Linked DNA regions of Homo sapiens: region 1 is linked to region 2. The links are chromatin loops, found by intact Hi-C in ENCODE. Cell type or tissue: PC-3. All regions are shown on one strand. Links, peaks and the distances in the headings refer to the core of each region. The heading gives the core; the rest is flanking DNA.

The links. A loop is a pair of places that touch in the nucleus more often than their neighbours do. Peaks named below come from ENCODE experiments on the same cell type or tissue, not always from the same donor. Only the 100,000 strongest peaks of a DNase experiment are listed, where the experiment ranks them.
Region 1: a loop joins it to region 2, with 4 times the contacts of the local background. A loop is called at or near these places in 3 of 110 quality-filtered maps.

What each region holds. Positions count from the first base shown.
Region 1 is chr9:114,846,972-114,857,754 of GRCh38, forward strand. It overlaps the pseudogene LOC645266. Among named protein-coding and RNA genes, the nearest start is that of TNFSF15, 46 kb to the left of the region's middle. In PC-3, for the core only: no CTCF peak of the experiment used is centred there; a DNase peak (open chromatin) is centred at 5,440; H3K27ac peaks cover 3,309 bases.
Region 2 is chr9:114,734,781-114,745,563 of GRCh38, forward strand. No RefSeq gene overlaps it. Among named protein-coding and RNA genes, the nearest start is that of TEX48, 58 kb to the left of the region's middle. RefSeq lists an enhancer at 4,206-4,255. In PC-3, for the core only: a CTCF peak has its summit at 4,253 (motif pointing right); a DNase peak (open chromatin) is centred at 4,291; H3K27ac peaks cover 3,466 bases.

The DNA of each region.
Region 1 (10,783 bases), core at 1,711-9,710, 110 kb after region 2:
AGCAGGTCTCCTCAGAAAAGGGACAGAGGTTGGAGGAGCAGATCATGCTTGAGAAGGTGGCCTCGATCATGGGGTGGTCGTAGATGAAGGAGCAGAAGCAAAGTAAAGGAAGATAAATTTAAAGGAAGTGTTTCTGAAGGAATGAAAATTGAGCAGGAATCTTTGTCTGATGATAAGCTTGAAGATTTTGATGTGGAGGAAGAAGATGAAGAAGCCCTAATAGAACAGAGAAGAATCCAAAGGCAGGCAATTGTCCAGAAATATAAATATCTTGCTGAAGATAGCAATATGTCCATGTCATCTTAACCAAGCATCCCCCAGAGCAGTATGAAAACATGATCACCTTCTCCAGATGACACTCTGGAGTGAGTAGCTGCTGACGTTAAAGAGTATGAACGGGAAAATGTTGATACATTTCAGGCCTCAGTGAAAGCCAAGCACAATCTAATGACAGTTGAACAGAATAATAGTTCATCTCAGAAGAAGTTGTTGGCACTTGATAAGTTTTACAGAATCTGATGATGTTTGCTGACTATTTTGATAGTGCTTGCCTTTGGGTTGCTGGCAATGGGTAAGATTCAAAGAGAATCCCAACCTCAGAGATAACTGGACTGATGCAGAAGGCTATTATCATGTGAACATAGGTGAAGTCCTAGATAAATGTTACAATGTGTATGGCTACACTGGGCAAGGTGTATTCAGTAATGTTTTATGAGCCAGAGATAATGCAAGAGCCAACCAAGAAGTGGCTGTAAAGGTCATCAGAAACAATGAGCTCATGCAAAAGACTGGTTTAAAAGAACTAGAGCTCTTGAAAGAATTTGATGCTGATCCTGATGACAAACTTCATTGTCTGCACTCTTCAGGCGCTTCTATCACAAACAGCATCTCTGTCTCATATTTGAGCCTCTCAGTATGAACTTATGAGAGATGTTAAAGAAATATGATAAAGATATTGGTTTTCGTATTAAAGCTGTAAGATCCCATAGTCAGCAGTTTTTCCTGGCATTGAAACTCCTTAAAAGATGCGATATCCTACATGCAGACAACAAGCCAGACAATATCCTGGTTAATCATCAAAAACTATTTTAAAGCTTTGCAATTTTGGGTTGGCTTCACATGCTGCGGATAATGACATTACACCTTATCTTGTCAGTAGATTTTATCATGCTCTTGAAATCATTATAGGTAAATGTTGTGACTATGGTATAGATATGTGGTCAGTAGGTTGCACCTTAAACTCTATACTGGAAAAATTTTATTTCCTGGCAAAACCAATAACCATATGTTGAAGCTTGTGATGAATCTCAAAGGACAGATGCCAAATGAGATGATTCAAAAGGTGTATTCAAAGATCAGCATTTTGATCAAAATCTCAACTTCATGTACATAGAAGTTGATAAAGTAACAGACAGGGAGATAGTTACTGTTATGAGCACAATTAATCCAACTAAGGACCTATTGGCCAACTTGATTGGGTGCCAGACACTTCCTGAAGACCAGTGTAAAAAAGTATACTAGCTAAAGGACTTGTTGGACCAGATTCTAATGTTGGGCCTAGCTAAATGAATTAGCATCAACCAGGCTCTGCAGCATGCCTTCATCCAGGAAAAAATTTAAGCAAGATGAAGAAACTCTAAGGGTTTGAGTAAATACAGAGACTGAAGAAATTTCACAGCACTTTATTAATGAATGTAAACTTATAAATATTTCTCCAGCAAATTTGAGGAAGCATGATATATTTGAGTTTCTTTTAGAAATGTTAATCTGTTTCGTGTCTTATGTGAAATTTCACCATAGAACTGTTTTAAATTGCCAAGACTGCACAAAATTACAGTGCTAATGTATATGGTTGCAGTTCACATTAAAGACAAAAGCATCTGTTATAAAATGAGTAGTAATATTAGGTGGTTGATTTGTTTTTAGCAGACTTGGCTTCATTTTGGTCTTCAGATAAAATGGCCAGCATAATTGCTGTTTATATTCCCGTTTTCCTACGTGTGTGTGTGTGCAGGCCACAGCAGCATGCCGTTGATGTAGTCAGTGCCAAGAGGGGTCTGTTTCTTCTTGAGCCTGCCTGCAGGGATGGTCTCCTTACAGAAAATGTGGCACATATACACCATAGAATACTATGCAGCCATTAAAAAGAATGAGTTCTTGTCCTTTGCAGGGACATGGATGAAGCTGGAAGCCATCATTCTCAGCAAAATAACACAGGAACAGAAAACCAAACACTGCATGTTCTCACTCATAAGTGGGAGTTGAACAATGAGAACACATGGACACAGGGAGGGGAACATCACAGACCGGGGCCTATCGGAGGGTAGGGGGCAAGGGGAGGGAGAGCACTAGGACAAATACCTAATGCATGTGGGGCTTAAAACCTAGATGATAGGTTGATAGGTGCAGCAAACCACCATGGCACATGTATACCTATGTAACAAACCTGCACGTTCTGCACATATATCCCAGACTTGAAGTAAAATAAAATTAAAAAAAAAAGCAGGTTGTGTACAGCATTCACTACACTGAAGGTAAGCTAAACCATCAACATCTCTGGTGTTTTAAGATGTCATTTTATTGGAACAACTGACAAATGAGGAATGTTAGTTTTGTGGCAGAATTCCTAGCATGCGTGATAATTGATCTTGTTTTTCTTTTTTGGCATTGCAACTGTGGCATAGTTACAATTTCTGTTCTATTCGTCACATTTAAAATTGGAAGAGAACACACTTGATGGATAGAGTGCCTTCAGTGTACTGTTTCTTATTAACTTTACTTTTAAAAAATCAACTTGCTATAGACTGTATATACATTTTGTTAAATACAGTTCCTAGTGACATAGAAACACTGCATACTTTTCATTTACTAATTACAAATGTTGAGGCCTAATTCTGAAAGTCCTCATATTTAAAGGTTAGACAGACAGGGTAATGAAATTTTTAAGTATGTGTATGTCATTTTGAAAGTGTACTGCTTTATGGTAAAAGTGTTTTAATTTGCTCATTGTTTTCATCATCTGTGATCATGTTGTCTTTCAATACAGGCATAAACCTTCTGCTCTTGAACAAAGCAGCTGCTTTTTAAAAGTAGTAATTGCTGCTTTACTTTTTATTTCTTTTGTAAATGAAACTTTTCTTTAAGAATGTGACTTTAAAGTGTTGTCTATTGCATAAAACAGTTGACACTCCTTGTAAAGTGAAGATTGTTCTACTGCATGTGAAGTGGGCCATGCAGATTTCTGTATGTTCTCAGTATGTACCACTAGATAATAAAGTCTTTTGTAAACAAAGAAAAAAAAAAGAAGGGAACAATAGACACAGGGACCTACTTGAGGAGGGACACTACCTATTGGGTACCATGTGCACTACGTGGGTGATGAAATCATTTGTATACCAAACCCCAGTGGCACACAATTTACCCATAATACATCTGTACATGTAGCCCCTGAACCTAAAATAAAAGTTGAGAAAATAAAAAAAAAAGGGTTGGGTGGGGACCAACAAATAAATTTATGCTTATATTTACATTAAAGAAACACTGGACAGACGCTACAGGAAGTTATATAAGTTTTTACCAATATGAGGCTTTGGGAAAGGAATGGAGTAGGTAAGAATAGAGGTAGGAATGACCTATCTGAATATAGACCTTTTAAATTAAATAAATAAAAGTCACTTTTAAAAAAGAAAGTATCTAATGTGATAGTTCCTTACAAATAAATGACTCATTTTCATAATGTTTGGATATACTACCAGAGCCTTGACTTTCAGTAAAATCTTTTCTCCTCTTAACTAATGCTTCCCCTCCTCAACCCCAAGTTACTTCTTACCTTTGGAAAAATGATATTATGTACCCCAATGCGGTTTGTTCTCAAAAACACTTATGGCAAGGATTTGTTTTTATTCTTCCAGGATTCTTCATTTCTTGTCATAGAAGCATGGGATCTCTGGTTACAATGAAAATATCAACCAAAGCCTAGTCAAGACTTTGGAACACATAATTATTTCCACATTTGAGTGGCACAGACAAGAAGGAAGTAGGCAGGGTAAGTATTCATTTATTCAAAAAATAGTTACTGAGTACTTATTATGTGCTTGGCTCTGAGGCAAGAGGCATTTGCTCCCCTGAAGAAGTTTAATTGTGACGTGGAAACAATGACAAAACAGTGTGAAGAGTATGATTCGCAGGAAGCATTGTGTCTTGCAGGGCTGAGGAGCAGAGGCACCTCCCTCTTGAGGGGGTGGGCTGTGGGAATGGTTCAGACCAGGATTCTCAGAGTTGTTGACTTCTATGCTACCTGAAGGATGAGTGGGATTAGAGGAAAGAGGTGTTTATGTGCATGCATGTGAACAAGCATGTATATATGTGTGTACATGTGAATGAAGACCATTTTAAGTGGAAGGGGAACCATGTCCAAAAAGCCTAGAGATAAGCATGGTTGTGTTACATTCAGAGAAGGACAAGGGGATCCCTGTGTTGAATGTAATGTGATCTGAAGCCTTCGAGGTCTAGGAGGGTTTCCTGGGGGAAGTTACAGTTGAGCTGATGGGTAAGAGATTGTGGAGACCGCCAGCTAATCAAGGGGAAGAAGGGCAGGGCTCTCTGAGTGAGAACCATATCTTGAACAAAGGCGCAGAGGAAGTGGATGCCTGGTCCCTTCAGGAAAATACAAATTGCTCAGTCAGACCAGAAAACAGATTGGAATGGAGGAGGAGAGGGGAGGCAGCAGAGGTGGGGAGGCGATAACTATCCTAGCTCTGCCACTCACTAGCCTTGAATAAACTGGGGTTAACATTTCCCAGCCTCAGGTTTTTTTAAATCTTAAAGTGGGGACAATAATAATAGACCTTGATGCATGCATTGTTTTGAGGATTAAGTGAGATAAACTTGTAGACCACCCAGCACCGTGCTTGGTATATAGTAAGAGCTGAGTAAAGGGTAGATTTGATTATCACTCATCACTTTTGAATTGTTAATGTGCTGGTTAGTAACCTAACCACTGTTTGCAGCTGGAGGTTTTGGAAATTCTTCTCTGAATTTTCCCAGAGTCCTTACTGGAGAGATCCTTGGCTGGACACAGTGCCTGGCACATCATTGACAGTCAAAGGATAGATGCAGAAGGGCAAGGGAGGTTATTCTTTGGGTTCTGACCACAGGGATGAACCTCAAAAGAAATAGACGGGAAGGCTCTGCAGATGTTTGGTCCTTATTGGGAGATGCTTCTCCCTCTTGATTGAGAAATTTCAGACATTTCTTCTTGCAGCCCGCTTTCATTTCTTGTTCCAATTTTAATCTCCCCCCTCCCCCCGACCTTCTCCCCACTCAAAGTAAAAATGTGTATGTTGTGTAAGGAAGGAGGGTAAGGAAGGAGTGTTGTGCAACAGTTCTTCATTCAACGCAGTACTGCTCTGCCAAAAATTCTATTTGTGGTATTTATCTTTTCAGCTGAGTGGCTGACACTGGGGTGTGTACAATGTTTAACAAGAGAGAAAGTTTTATGCCTTTAACCTTTACAAGAAAGAAGGAACCCCCAGGGGCAACTGGCCCATCCAGTTTCTACTGAAGTTCAGACCTCTTAGGGTTCCTTGGCTCTTTTCTGAAAGTCATTGTGGCCATCAGCTCAGGGCAGAGGGGCCAGTCTACTATATTTACAACTATCAGGCTGGGTGCGGTGGCTCACGCCTGTAATCCCAGCACTTTGGGAGACCGAGGCAGGCAGATCACCAGGTCAGGAGGTCGAGACCAACCTGGCTAACGCGGTGAAACCCCGTCTCTACTAAAAATACAAAAAATTAGCTGGGCGTGGTGGCAGACGCCTGTAGTCCCAGCTACTTGGGAGGCTGAGGCAGGAGAATGGCATGAACCCAGGAGGCGGAGCTTGCAGTGAGCCGAGATTGTGCCACTGCACTCCAGCCTGGGCAACGAGTGAGACTCTGTCTCAAAAACAAAAAACAAAAAACAAAACAAACAAAAAAACCAAAAAGAACTATCAGGGTCACCCTATCATCAAACATGAATGGGGTGGCAAGAATGCTGCATGGCTTCCTTACTTCTTTTTACAAATTAAGAAAAATGCCAAACCAAATCTTGACCAAACCAGCTTTCTTTAGCTATTCCCTTAAAGTCACCCCACGTCCTGGCCATGTCAATTAACATGTGCCTGTACTTTCATGTCTTCTTGCTTTTGCCCAAGCTGGGCCCTCTGCCTGGACTGCCCTCTGCTACTTGCTCTTCTCCACCAGGCTGACTCCTACACTGGCTGCTCCTTGTAATAGGCTCAGGCTGGCCTCTTCTCTGTGATCTTCCCCATATGTTCACCTTTTCCCTCGCAGCAGATGACTTTCTTCGATTCTTCCTCTATTGTCCTGAGTTCTCAGATTAGCATTAACCTGGGAGCTCACTGGGACAGAAATCCCACTGGACTTGTGTCTGTAATCCAGTCACTATGGTTGTGTAGAGATTGGAAGAATAAATAAATGAATTAGTGAATAAAATAACTGAGAGTAGGCTGAGAAGACCCACTAGAATAATTTTTTTTTTTAGTTTCTTAGAACACTTTAGAGAAAATTTTCTTGATAGATTTTCAATCTTCATAATAGGGTAATAAAAATTGCATTAAAAAGTTTATTGTTTAAACAGTCATGTCACAAGTAATGAATGTAATGAATGTTTATTGTAGATACTTTAGAATTTACAGATAAGTAAGGAGCAAAGTACAGTCTCCTGTAGTTTTGCACCTAGAGACAACCTACACTGAATGTTTTGACATATATGCTTACATTTCATCAAACAAATATGAACATATGCAATTTCAAATACTGTATAAACTATTTTATAACCCCCCTTAATCACCTATTATATCATGAAAATCTTTCCTGTCATTAAATGTTTTTGTTTTCATAGCTGCATGATATTCAACTAAAGACATAATTTATTTAATGATTTCCCTGGATATAGGGTTTTTAGATGGCTTCCAATTTTTTTCTTTTTGTTGTTATGAGTAATGCCATAAGGAGCATCTTTGCAGCTAATATTTGTGCAAATTTATGTTTTTCTTCTCCTTTTTTGGAGAAGAAATAAAATAGTGAGGTCAAAGGACATACATATAATTTTCACGACTTTTGACACAAGCGGCCTCCTTGCCATTAAGGAAACTATACCATTTACACTCCCATTGAAGTGACTCCTTGTCGACACCTGGCATTGCCATTATTTTTAATATTTGGCAATTATTAGATGAGTAGAAACTGGTATCTAATTTTAAGATGCAGTTCTTTAATGATTGATGACATTGAACATCCTGTTTGCTGTTTGATCATTTGCTTTTCTTCTTTTGTGAATTACCTATTAATTATCTTCGTTCATGTTCCAATTGGTGGGTTATTTTTTTTTCTAGTAGCAATGATAATACTAATACTGGGGCTCACTGTTTGCTAAATTCTGTCATCTTATGCTTATAGTAACTGTGTGAAAAAGTAGGAGGTCTTACTTCCTCCTGACACCATGTATGTGGTATCTTTTCCAACACCACTTCTACTCTCTGACACCACCTGGGAGTCTTGTAATTCTATTCAATTCTGACACTAACTACCTGAAGTTAGTGTCAGACTCTAAGGTTTAAGGGCTCAGTCCCATAAGACTGCCTCCATTTTAGATGGCAGTTGCAAGTACTGGGTCATCTGTACTTCTGACCAATGGCTACAAACTGGGGTTCCCATGACCCCTCTCCTCAGGTTTGATTATCTGCTAGAATGACTCACAGAACTCAGGAAAGCACTTCATTATTTTTAAACTTTTTTTTTTTTTTGCTCTCCTGTACTTTTGTAATAGTGTATCGTAGCTTTTTTCTTTCTTCTCTATTCCCCCTAAGAAAACACATTATTTACTGTTACTGGTTTATTTAATTTTAATTTTTTTTTTTTTTTTTTGAGACAGGGTCTCACTTTGTCACCCAGGCTGGAGTGCAGTGACGTAATCATGGCTCACTGCAGCCTCAACCTCCTGGGCTCAAGGAGGATCAAGTGATCCTCCCATTTCAGCTCCCCAGGTAGCTGGGACTATCGGTGCATACCACTATGCCCAGCTAATTTTTTGTAGAGATGGGGCTTTGCCATGTTGTCCAGGCTGGTGTCCAACTCCTGAGCTCAAGCGATCCACCTGCCTTGGCCTCCCAAAGTGCTAGGATTAGAGGGATGAGCCACCGTGCCCAGCCTGTTACTGGTTTATTTTAAAGGATACAAATCAACAGGCAAACCTTTATAGAATGAGGTCTGGAAGGGTCCAGATGGCAGGAGCCTCTGCCCATGTGAGTTGCGGGGTGCCACTTCCCTGAAATGTGGATGTGTTCACCAATTCGGAAGCTCTCAGAACCCCACTGTTTAGGAGTTTTTATGGAGGTTTTTATTATGTAGGCATGATTGATTAAATCATTACGCATTGGCAGTTGATTCCATCTCCAGCTCCTCTCCCCTCCCTGGAGGTTGGGTTGAAAATTCCAAGCTTTTAATCAAGGATGGGTCTCCCTGGTGAACATCCCCCATCCTGAAGCTATCTAGGAGCCCACCAAGGGTCACCTTATAGAACAGAAACTGCTCCTACCACCTTCATCACTAAGGAAATTCCCAGGATTCTAAGGATCTCTGTGCCAGGAAATGAGACAAAGACCAGTTATTTTTCTTATACCATAGAGGGCATTTTCCTCATTTTGCAGAGAAGGAAGAAGGCAAGGAAAGAACGTGGCCCAAGTCATACAGTTGGCAAGAAGGAGCACTGGGGCTGACTCGATTTGTCTGTCTGCCAAGACCATTTCTGAACACAAGGTTACATGGCATTATTAATATTTATTAGCTCCTCACATATTAAATGTAGTAACCTATGTCTATGAAAGATGTTGCATTTTCCTTTTTACTCTATTATTTGTCCTTTATTGTTTTGACTATGGAAGTTTACATTTTTTACATGATTATTTCATTTGAAAATAATTTCAAATTTTAAAAACTATGGATTTGAAATCCATAGGCACAAAAGCAGTACAAAAAGGCACATAATGACAAGTTGATCACCTCCTCACTTCTGACCCCTAGTCTTCAGTTTTTCACTCCAGAAGTTTAATTTTTTTTTATAGCTGAATCCATTCATTATTTTTCCTGTGTGGCTTCTACCTTTAGTGCCATATTTAGAAGTTATAGCACTACTATAAGGTGCTATGAATATTCATTTATATGTTTCTTACTGCTTTTGTGGCTTATTTTTTAACCCATACTTTTTAATCTCATAGGATTTATATTGACTTATGACACAAGGTTAAGATCCTTTTTTTTCTCAGTAGTTAGCTAACACATGAATTTTAAATTTGGCAGTAAGACAGATAATATTTCATGTCAAGTTGCAGAATCCAAGAGGAGTTATTATGCAGTAAAAAAAACAGAAAAGATGCTTCATCTGGAGAGAATGCTGAGGATGACACAAGAAAAAATTGCTTCTGGGAGGAGAAAATGAATGTGCTCATGATCTCACCAGTGGAATCCACAAGTTTTAACAAATCGGTTTGAACAAATAACTTATACAACGAAAGAAGAAACCCTCAGGGCCACTTCCACCAGATGCCCCCAGCTGGATTTCTCTCACCTGATTCTGCTGCAACAATCAGGGAAGAACAAAGCAGGAGATTCTCTTGAGGACCTGCTCAATTTTCTTGGGTGGAGGTCCATTTGCTCTTCAGTGTCTTTGAGGCAAGTCGCCAATCTTGGGACCCATGGGGAAAGATCATGACTCTGCAACTTTGTGTAGCTCAACTGGTGCCAAAAAACTAGGACCTCTGGAGCAACTAACTTGGAGGAAAGTAGGGTGGGGAGTTTGTGGAGACCAGTCCGGGGAAGTCCAAAATCTGCTCAAGTTTCCATTTTCTCATTGTTTCCTTTGGTAAACTTGAATATCCTCCAACTCTGTAGTATCCCCAAGATTCTTTCCAACCCAAAGTCTATAATCCTTCTAGGCATTGTCGTCCTCTTAGGCCTCAGCTATTCATTCTTCAATTTAAATTTATTCATTAATTCAACAAATATTTATTGAGTAGTTCTGTGTAGATAGAAATTGTTCTCACAACTAGTCCACATGCTCCACATCACTAATCACTGGAGAAATGCAAACCAAAACCACAATGAGACACCACTTTAAACCAGTCAGAATGGCTATTATTAAAAAGTCAAAAAATAGCAGGTGCTGGCAAGGTTGCGGAGAAAAGGGAACACTTATACACTGCTGGTAGGAATGTAAGTTAGTTCAGGGAAGCAGTTTGGAGATTTCTCAAAGAACTTAAAACAAAACTACCATTTGACACAGCAAACCCATTACTGGGTATATACCCGAAGAAATATAAATAGTTCTACTAAAAAGACATATGCACCCATATGTTCATTGCAGCACTTTTCACAATAACAAAGATGTGGACTCAATCTAGATGCCTATCAGTGGCAGACTGGACAAAGAAAATGTAATACATACATACTGTGTAATACTACGCAGCCATAAAAATAAACAAAATCATGTTTTTTGCAGCAACATGGATGCAGTTCAAGGCTAATATCCTAAGCAAATTAATACGGAACCAGAAAACCAAATACTGCATGTTGTCATTTATAAGTGGGAGCTAAGCATTGAATATACGTGGACATAAAGAAGGGAACAACAGACACTGGGACGTACTTCAGGGGAGATACCTCCTGTCAGGTACTATGTTCACCACCTGGGTGATGAAATCATTTGTACACCAAACCTCAGCAAC
Region 2 (10,783 bases), core at 1,008-9,007:
CCTGGCCTTCTTTGTTTTTTTTAACAATAGGGCTTCAGTACTTCTCTATGTACCCCCTAAACATGATCTAATTTAGGATCGTTTGTGTTTTAACTTTCTAAAAGTGGTATCACACTTACATGTAGTACTCCAAGAGTTACTTCTTTTCATTCAATATTATGCTTCTAGGATTTATCCATGCTGCTTGGAGCTATAATTTCATTGTCTTCACTGCACAGCGTTGCATTGCATAAATACATAATTTAGGGCCAGGTGCGGTGGCTCACATCTGTAATCTCAGCACTTTGGGAGGCCAAGGGGGGCGGGGTGGATCATGAGGTCAAGAGATTGGGACCATCCTGGCCAACATGGCGAAACCCCGTCTCTACTAAAAATACAAAAATTAGCTGGGTGTGGTGGTATGCACCTGTAGTCTCAGCTATTTGGGAGGCTGAGACAGGAGAATTGCTTGAACCCGGGAGGTGGAGGTTGCAGTAAGCTGAGATCGTGCCACTGCACTCCTGCCTGGGCGACAGAGTGAGACTCTGTCTCGAAAACCAAAACCAAAACCAAAACCATAATTTATTTATTATCTGTTGGTAGATAGTTGGGTTCCTTGCCAAGAATATTGTTTTTGACATTCTTGTGCATGTCTCCTATTGTATATTACAATAGCTTCTCTTAGTTATGTACCTACAATGCTTTTATAATTTAAAAAGTTTGAAGGATATGTACAAATGTAAAATATGCTTGAAAGTAATTCTCTTTTTGAGTAAAATTAAGCAAATAAATATTGTTTTGTTTGAAACAATCTAGTCATAGGACATTCCAGAAACTGATCTTTTATTGTATCATTAGCAGCTCCTGTAGCTTATCTCATTTCTTACGATAAATAAAGGTAGTTCAGAATCTTTAACTCAGTAGCTTTCGTTGAAGTATCTTTAAAAGCTCATATGTGAGATGCTGTAATCTTCCTTTTATTTTCACGCCTATATCCTGATTTCTTGACTAGGTGGTAAACAATGTGAAGGTATGTAATGAAGATATATTGCCTCCATTTACGGGGAAGGAAATTGAGACTCAGCGAAATTGAGTAATTTGCCCAAGTCACAAAACAGAGCTGGGAATCAGTCCAAAACCCATGCATGTCTTGCTACGGGATGCTGTGGGTCACAGATGTTTGTCTCCTTCTCCCCCAGTGTCTGCTCTCACCTCTTGCTACTGGGGTTGGCACATGAGAAAAGGAAGCCTCTGTATTTGGCAGGCTGGTTGTCTACTAATTGCTGTCATTTCTTAAATGCCTGCTATGTGCTTCCCAGACACAGTGCTAAAAACTCTAGCTGAGGCTGAGTTAATCCTCATGACAACAATATGATACTGATGTTATTCTCTACATTTCTCAAGTTTAGGGGAATGAGACCCAGAATGAATAACATTCAAGATCACACAGGTAGAAGAGACAGCAGAGTTGGGTCTCTAATCCAGGTCTGTCTTACTCCCAAGCCTTTATTCTTTCTAAAAATATCATATTGCTTTCAGAAGGAGAAAAAGCCAAATGTGCTTCCAATGTGGTATTACTTCCCATCAGGCTCTGATTAAGTATCTGTGCCTATGTTGCTAGAAGGAGGCAGAGTGACACAAAAATGTTTAGAACGATTATGAAAACTTAATTTAGATGTGCCTCTGGGGGGATACCACCCAGGGCTCAAACCCAAAACAGAACCTTTTGAGTGATTTTTGACTTTTGATACCCGAAGTCCTAGTCCCTGCTGGAATTTAACTAGGATGATAAGGAAGTTGGTCTGCATACACATATGTAATTGATGATCTTCAGAGTGGGGTTGGGTTTAAAAGCATAGACTCTGAAGTTGGGTGGACTTGAGTTCAACCCTGGCTCTTCCACTTATGAGTTGTGCGATCTTGGATAAGTTACTTAACCTCTCTGAGCCTAAGTTTTTCCATCTTTGGAGTGGTAATGATTAACAGTGACATCTTTATAGAGTTTTTGTGATGATTGATTCAACTCATGCAAACCTCATAAAATAATGCTGCTATCAGCTATTGTTAGTATTGAGTGATAATAGTAAAGAGACAGAGCAGTGAATCAGGCTAAGCTTCAGGGATTCGTCAAGAAATGAGAGGAATGGCCAGGTTATTCCACTGTGGGTGATTAAAAATCTGTACATTTGTGTTGCTTTGTGATCTTTGGACAAAGTCCACTAGATCAGTGGTCCCCAACCTTTTTGGCACCAGGGACCGGTTTTGTGGCAGACATTTTTTTCCACTGACAAGGTTGAGGGGATGGTTTCGGGATGAAACTGCTCCACCTGAGATTATCAGGCATTAGATTCTCATAAAGAGTACACAACCTAGATCCCTCTCATGCGCAGTTCATAGTAAGGTTTGTGCTCTAATGCTGCTGCTGATCTGACAGGAGGGGGAGCTCAGGTGGTAATGCTCGCCCAGCTCCTGCTGTGTGACCTGGTTCCTAACAGGCCACAGACAGTACCAGTCCACTGCCTGGAGGCTGGGGACTCCTGCACTAGATTCTCTCAGTAGCCCTGCAAAGCTAGCAGGGCCTACCTGATGGCCCTCTACTATCAACGAGAAAGCTAGGCCATGCAGAGAGTGGGAGGACAAGTGACTCACTCAAGGTTTCTCTTGCTTTTTCTTTCTCTTCCTTCCTTCCTTTCTGCCTTCCCTCCCCTCCTCTCCCTTCCTTCCTCTCCCCTCCCTTTCCCTCCCCTCCCCTCCCCTTCTGCCTCTCCCTCCCCCCTTCCCCTCCCTCCCTCCCTACCTTCCTTCCTTCCTTCCTTCTTTGCTTTCTTTCTTTTCTATCCTTCCTTCCTTTCTTTTCTTTTTTTCAATTGATGAATAATAATTGTATCTGTTTAAGAGGTATAATGTGATGGTTATATATATACATGTCATAAAATATTAAATCAAACTAATTAACATATCCATCACCTCACCTACTTACCACTTTTTCCCCCACCTGCTCTTTCTGGGGACAGAACTCAGGTGGCTTATTTGAATCCTACTTTGGTTGAAGTTTTCCGTGTGTGTGTGTGTGTGTGTGTGTGTGTGTTTATGTGTGTTTAGTTTCCAAAGGGACTTAGAAAATAAAGACTTCCAAAAATCCCATTAAAAAGGACATTTCCTCTCCATTGCAAAGACCCAACATGACCGCTTCTTTCGGCATTTATTAAAATGGCAAATTGGAACTGCTTGAGTGTGGGTTCTTATGGAAATCATGCGTGGGCTGGCAGCTGTGTTGGCATGAGGAGGGTTTGCTTTGAAGCCCTCTGAACTGTTCTAGCTTCATAGATAAACACCTGTGGCAGAGATTGGTCTTTAAAATAAAGGGTCTTTCTCTAACTTGTGTAGAAATCAGGTATTCTGTTGTTCTTTTCTCTTAGAATTATCCAGTTATGCTTACTAGTGTTTTCTTTTTTTTTTTTTTTTTTAAATGGAGACGGAGTCTCACTCACTCTGTCACCCAGGCTGGAGTGCAGTGGTGTGATCTCAGCTCACTGCAACCTCCGCCTTCCAGGTTCAAGCCATTCTTCTGCCTCAGCCTCCCAAGTAGCTGGGACTACAGGCACACCACCACCACACCCAGCTAAGTTTTGTATTTTTAGTAGAGACGGGGTTTCACCATGTTGACCAGGATTGTCTCGATCTCTTGACTTCGTCATCCACCCACCTCAGCCTCCCAAAGTGTTAGGATTACAGGCGTGAGCCACCACACCCAGCTGAGAAGTGTTTTCTTTCCATGTTTCCAAGAAGTTGCCATAGTTATAGCTTGGGTTATTTGTACCAAAAGCAAAACATTAACATGGTACATTTTAAAGAGAATAACATAACTTTTTGACAATATAACTGGGTGGGGAAATTACCCAATCTTGGGCAGAATCCAGCTAACCTGCTGCTGCTGACAGCATGGCTGAGCTGGGTCAAGGGCTCAGGGATGTAGGGATATGAACCACAAACATGAAGGTTTGGTGTTTCATGGCAGAGAGAAGGACCTTGGCCCTGGATGGGGGTCGAGGGTTTGAGGTCTGGCCTTGGCTCTGACAGTTGTCCTTGGTGTGACCTTAGGCAAGTCACTCTCACTCTTGGGTCTTTCATTGTCCCATCAGTAAATGAGGATGTTAGACTAAATGGTGTCAAAGATCTCTTTCACTTCTGAAATTCCACGATTCTGTGAGTTCTGTTTTTGTAGCCTTGCAGCCCGTTTGAAAACCATACCCTTTCCATTTAAGCCCACCAGAGGGCGATATGCCCCACGTGTTGGTCCTGCCCCGGTCCAAGAGACCTAATCACTGGGTTAAGTGCCTTAGAAGAGGAAGCCATGACTCAATCCCTGCTTCTAGGGAAGAGAGATGGAAGTGGACACTATTTAAGTTGCTTCTTGGATCTGCGATTGACCAGGGCTCTTCACGTCCATTTTCTCTTTGATTTCATGTCAGTTCCCTGGGCCACATGCCAGTTTCTTATTTCACAGGGAACCAAGACTTAAGGAATTGAAAGGACTTACCTTGGACTAGGTGGGTTTCCAGTGGTAGGCCCAAGACCTTACCTCTCCATCTGTGACTTGTCCTTCTGGGCCTTTTCCAGTGGATCTCAAGAGGCTGCCTCTGTTTCTAAGGGGCTCCTGCTGAACTAATAAGACAATTTACACATGAGTTGATTAAGGCAAAATACGAAACCGTATTAGAGTCAGGACTAGGAGCTACACTGCATGGATAGACAAACACTTCTTTCCAATGAAGCTCTTCTTCTGGGATTTGGACTAAATGATCTGTTAAATGTGAACTTCCATAGGAACTATAATGGTCTTGATTCTATGTTGCAGACAGTGGAATCCACTCTGGCTCATTTAAGTAGCAAAGGAATTTTTGAAAGGGTATTAGGAAACTCTCAGAATCTCCAGGAGAGGCAGAGAGTGAGAATCTGAAATTATGTAGCCAGAAACCATGACTAATTCCAATGTGGGGGCTTTTCTAGAAAAAAACCCACTGCTACATTTGCTTGCCCCCTCAGATGTTCGGAATTGGGCACATCATGGAAACTAATATTGACTGAGCATCTCCTATACAGTGGGCTTTGTGCTGGGCATGTATCTTATTTAATCCTATGGGATGGGTATGGTTATCCCTAATTTATATATAAGGAATGCAGGCTTGGGGAGTTTGATGACTTGCTCAATGAAACCCACCTCTCTCTGACTTCAAAATCTAGGCTCCAACAGAACAAGAGAATATGGACTTTGGGTTGAAACTAGGAACCACCACTAGTCCCCAAAGGGCAAATTCAAGGGAGGAGGGACTTTCTCTGTGTTTCTTACTGCCTTTGTAACTCTTTTATTGTCTAGTAATTTGGAAGAAGAGGAGCACAAAGGAATGTTAAATTCTAATTTTCTATTATTATTTTTTGCCTCTGGTTCTTCTGATCAGTAGAAATAGCTGCAAAGGAAGGGAGTCTTTCCCATATGATGCTTTGTGGGCATTACTTGGATCTCTCTTTGAATAAAAAATTGTTGGACTTGGAAGAGACCATGACATAGATTTATTCAATCTTGTTAGTTTATGAACTGGGAAACTGATTAGAAAACTACTTGCCCAAAGTCATATACTGTAATAAGATAATGGCTTTCATGCATTCAACAAATGTTCAATGAGTTGCCTACTACTTGCCAGTAAATGGACACAGTGTAAGATAGACAACTTCTCTGTTGCCATGAAGCTTTATATAAACAGAGATCCTAGAGGTAGCTTCACTTGTAGTTCTCCAACCTTCAAATAATCTGAAACAAAAATACTTTTCGCTCTTGGCTAGCCACATGTAGAAGAATGAAATTGGATCCTCATCTTATACAAAAATCAACTCAAGATGGATTAAGAATTTAAACCTAAGACCTGGAACTATAAAAATTCTAGAAGATAACATTGGAAAAACCCTCCTAGACACTGGCTTAGGCAAGGATTTTGTGACCAAGAACCTGCAAGCAAATGCAATAAAAACAAAGATAAATAGTTGGGACCTAATTAAACTAAAGAGCTTTTGCAAGGCAAAAGGAACAGTCAGCAGACTAAACAGAAAACCCACAGAATGGGAGAAAATCTTCACAATCTGCGCATCTCACAAAGGACTAATATCCAGAATCTACAACAAACTCAAATCAGTAAGAAAAAAACAGACAATCCCATCAAAAAGTGGGCTAAGGACATGAATAGACAACTGTCAAGATATACAAATGGCCAACGAACATATGAAAAAATGCACAACATCACTAATGATCAGAGAAATGCAAATCAAAACCACAATGCGATACCACCTTACTCCTGCAAGAATGGCCATAATAAAAAAAGCAAAAAACAGTAGATGTTGGCATGGATGCGGTGATCAGGGGACACTTGTGCACTGCTGATGGGAATGTAAGCTAGTACAGCCTCTATGGAAAACACTGTGGAGATTCCTTGAAGAACTAAAAGTGGAACTACCATTTGATCCAGCAATCCCACTACTGGGTATCGACCCAGAGGAAAAGAAGTCATTATTTGGAAAAGATACTTGCACATGCATGTTTATAGCAGCACAATTCATGATTGCAAAATCGTGGAACCAACTCAAATGCCCATCAATCAACAAGTTGATAAAGAAACTGTGGTATATATAGATGATGGAATACTACTCAGTCATAAAAAGAAATGAAAAAAGGCCACTGCATTTGCAGTGACCTGGATGAGACTGGAGACTATTATTCCAAGTGAAGTAACTCAGGAATGGAAAACCAAACATCGTATGTTCTTACTGATATGTGGGAGCTAAGCTATGAGGACACAAAGGCATAAGAATGATACAATGGACTCTGAGGACTTAGGGGGAAGAGTGGGAAGGGGGTGAGGGATAAAAGACTACAAATAGGGTGCAGTGTGTACTGCCTGGCTGATGGGTGCACCAAAATCTCACAAATCACCATGAAAGAACTTACTCTTGTAACCAAATACCACCTGTACTCCAATAACTTATGGAAAAATGAAATAAAAAAATAAAATTTAAAGTAAAAAACACTTTTGGCTCTTTTTCTTAATTTTTTTTAAACAATAAAGATAAAATGACAATTTTATCCAATGGCAGATAAATAGAAAAAAGTTTAACTATATTAGTTATCAAAAAATACAAACAAACCTTTTTTCCTTATCGATTTGCAAATATTTAGAAAAAAAAGACTGCCCAATGACGATGAAAGAATGTGGAATTCCACCGTCTCATACACTATTGACATAAATATAAATTAGCTTTTGTGAAGGAAAAAATTTGCAATATGTATCAAAACATTCTTGACCCAGAATTTACTTCTTAGATTATCTCCTGGAAAAATAACTCTGAATGTGTATGAAGATACATCAAATAAGGATCACAGTGTGATGTATAATAAACAGCAAAATCTGGCAATAATCTAAATGTTCAACATCTGATTGATTATATAATGTATGCTACAGCCACTCTATTGGTCAGGATTAGATTTGGCCATGTGTAACAGAAAATCCTAAATAACAGTAACTTAAACATAAATGGATTTGCCCTTTTCTACCTAAACAAAATCTGGAGGTAGGTAGTTTGGGTCACAAAGTTATTTAGAACTCAGGTTCCTTCTGTGTTTTCACTATTGCTATTCTTCGTGCAAGTTCAAGCTGTCTGCTAGAGCTACAGCTATTGTGTTCACATTCAATATGGAAGAGAGGAATGGCAACGTGCACAGCTTATTGGCCAGACCTTGATAATATGTATCTGCAAAGAGACTTGGAAAGGTAGATCTTTAGCTGGACACATTGCCTACAGCTTTGGCATAAGGAACAGAAAGAAATGAGAGAGAATGGGCATTGGATAGGCCTATGGTCTTCAAAAAACCTTGCTCACATGTTCCTGAAAAGGATTTTGAGTCTGGTCATGGTGGCTCATGACTGTAATCCCAGAACTTTGGGGGGCCGGGGTCAGGACTTTGAGACCAGCCTGGCCAACATGGTGAAACCCTGTCTCTACTTAAGATACAAAAATTAGCCAGGCATGGTGGCATGCACCTGTAGTCCCAGCTACTATGGAGGCTGAGGCATGATAGTTGCTTGAACCCAGGAGGCAGAGGTTGCAGTGAGCCCATATCAGGTCACTGCACTCCAGCCTGGGCGACAGAGCAAGACTGTCTCAAAAAAAAAAAAAAAAAAAAAAAATTTTGAAAAATTATCTACCATTTTGTACTTCTTTAAATTGTTCCTGATTTTTTTTTAAAATCACAGGTGTACATGAATATGAAGAATACAACTTCTGGCCCATTGTAAATATTGACATAAAAAATAAAGCTGTTGCATCATCTCTTAAAATACACCCAATGGAATGTAAATACCATTGTGATGTAATAGCCACCATCCTCCACCTAAAACATAACTCAAACTGTTGGCAAATCTCTATTTTTCTTTTTTCTCATTCTACTTCTTCTACAGACTTTTTCCTAATATAGTATATATTTTTCTGTTTGAAAGTTTTTTGAATTGACCACCTTATACCTTTCCGCCACAACAATATATATAGAAATATAAATTTTAACTTCATGTGGCTTTAAGATTTTAAAAGTATTAAAATATTTCTTTGGATTATCATTACAATTATTAATACTAGGTGGGGAGCAGTGGCTTATGCCTGTAAATCCCAGCGTTTTGGGAGGCTGAGGCGGGAGGATCGCTTGAGCTCAGAAGTTCAAGACCAGCCTGGGCAACATAGTGAGACACTGTCTCTACAAGAAATTTTTGAAAAAATTAGCCAGGCATGGCAGTGCATGCCTGTGGTCCCAGCTGCTTGTGGGGCTGAGGTAGAATTGCTTGAGCCTGGCAAGTCAAGGCTGTGGTGAGCTATGATTGTGCCACTGCACTCCAGCTCCTGGAGGGTATGGTATCTGCATAAACTATTTGGTATTTTTTTTGGTATAGCAGATTTGTCTCTTCTCCTTTTGTTAACTTAGTCACTCTTTTTTGTTTATATCAACACAGACTCATGGATATTTATTTTATACTTTGGGCCATAATCCAATACTATCTTATTGATTTGGTTGCTCAAATGGTTCCAGCTTTGGCCATTGGATGATCTTTTAATTGGCTACTGGGTCCCTTGGAAATAATCCCATCATTTTGTCTTTTGAGCATTTTCTTACTTTTTAGCATGAGAGGCCATTTCTTTTTTTTTCTTTTTTCTTCAACCTTTATTTTATTTATTATTATTATTATTTTATTTTATTTTTGAGACAGTCTCACTCTATCGCCCAGGCTGGGGTGTAGTGGTGCAATCTTGGCTCACTGCAACTTACGTCTCCTAGGTTCAAGCAATTCTTGTGCCTCAGCCTCCAGAGTAGCTGGGATTACGGGTGAGCACCACCACGCCAGGCTAATTTTTTTTTTTTTGTATTTTTGGTAGAGATAGGGTCTCACCATGTTGGCCATGGCTGGTCTCTAAATCCTGGCCTCAAGTGATCTGCCCGCCTTGGCTTCCCAAAGTGCTGGGATTACAGGTGTGAGCCACCGTTCCTGGCCTTCAACTTTTATTTTAGTTTCAGGGGTACATGTGCAGGTTTGTTACATGGGTATATTGTTACATGGGCAGGTTTGGGGTAGATTGATCCTGTCACCCAGGTATAAGCATAGTACCCGAGAGGTAGTTTCTCAGCCTTTGCTTCCCTTTATTCCTCCTCCCTCTTATGGTCTCCACTGTCTATCTTTCCCATCTTTGTATCCATGTGTACCCAATGTTTAGCTCCCACTTACAAGTGAGAATATGTGGCATTTGGTTTTCTGCTTCTGTGTTAGTTTGCCTAGGATAATGAGATGTCATTTCAGATCACTAAATTAAAATAGCACTTCATCTCCAACCAATCCCTCTCTATGACACAACCTTTAAGATATTTTTATGGAATGAATCACTATAAAAATTATCTTTTTTAAATTTTAAATTTTGTGGGTTCATACTAGGTATATAGATTTATGAGGTACATGAAATGTTTTGATATAGGCATGCAATGCATAATAATCACATCTTGGAGAATAGAGTATCCATCCCCTGAAGCATTTATCCTTTGTGTTACAAACAATCCAATTATACCCTTTTAGTTATTTTAAAATGTACAATTAAGTTATCATTGACTATAGTCACCCTGTTGTACTATCAAACAGTAGGTCTTATTTATTCTATATTTTTTTGTACCCATTAATTATCCTCACTTTCCCCCCAACCTCCACTACCCTTCCCAGCCTCTGGTAACCATCCTTCTACTCTCTATGTCCATGAATTCAATTGTTTTGATTTTAGATCCCACAAGTAAGTGAGAACATGTGACATTTATCTTTCCCTGCTGGCTTATTTAACTTAACATAATGACCTCCAATTCCATCCATGTTGTTGCAAATGACAGAATCTCATTCTTTTTTAATGGCTGAATATACTCCATTGTGTATATGTGCCACATTGTCTTTATCCATTCATCTGTTGATGGACTCTTGGCTTGCTTACAAATCTTGGCTATTGTGAATGGTGCTGTAACAAACATGGGAGGGCAAATATCACTTCGATATCCTGATTTCCTTTCTTTGGGTATATACCCAGCAGTGAGACAGCTGGAACATACAGTAGCTCTATTTTTAGTTTTTTTGAGGAACCTCTGAACTGTTCTCCATAGTGGTTGTACTAATTTACATTCCCACTAACAGTGTACAAGGGTTCCCTTTTCTCCACGTCCTTGCCAACATTCGTTATTGCC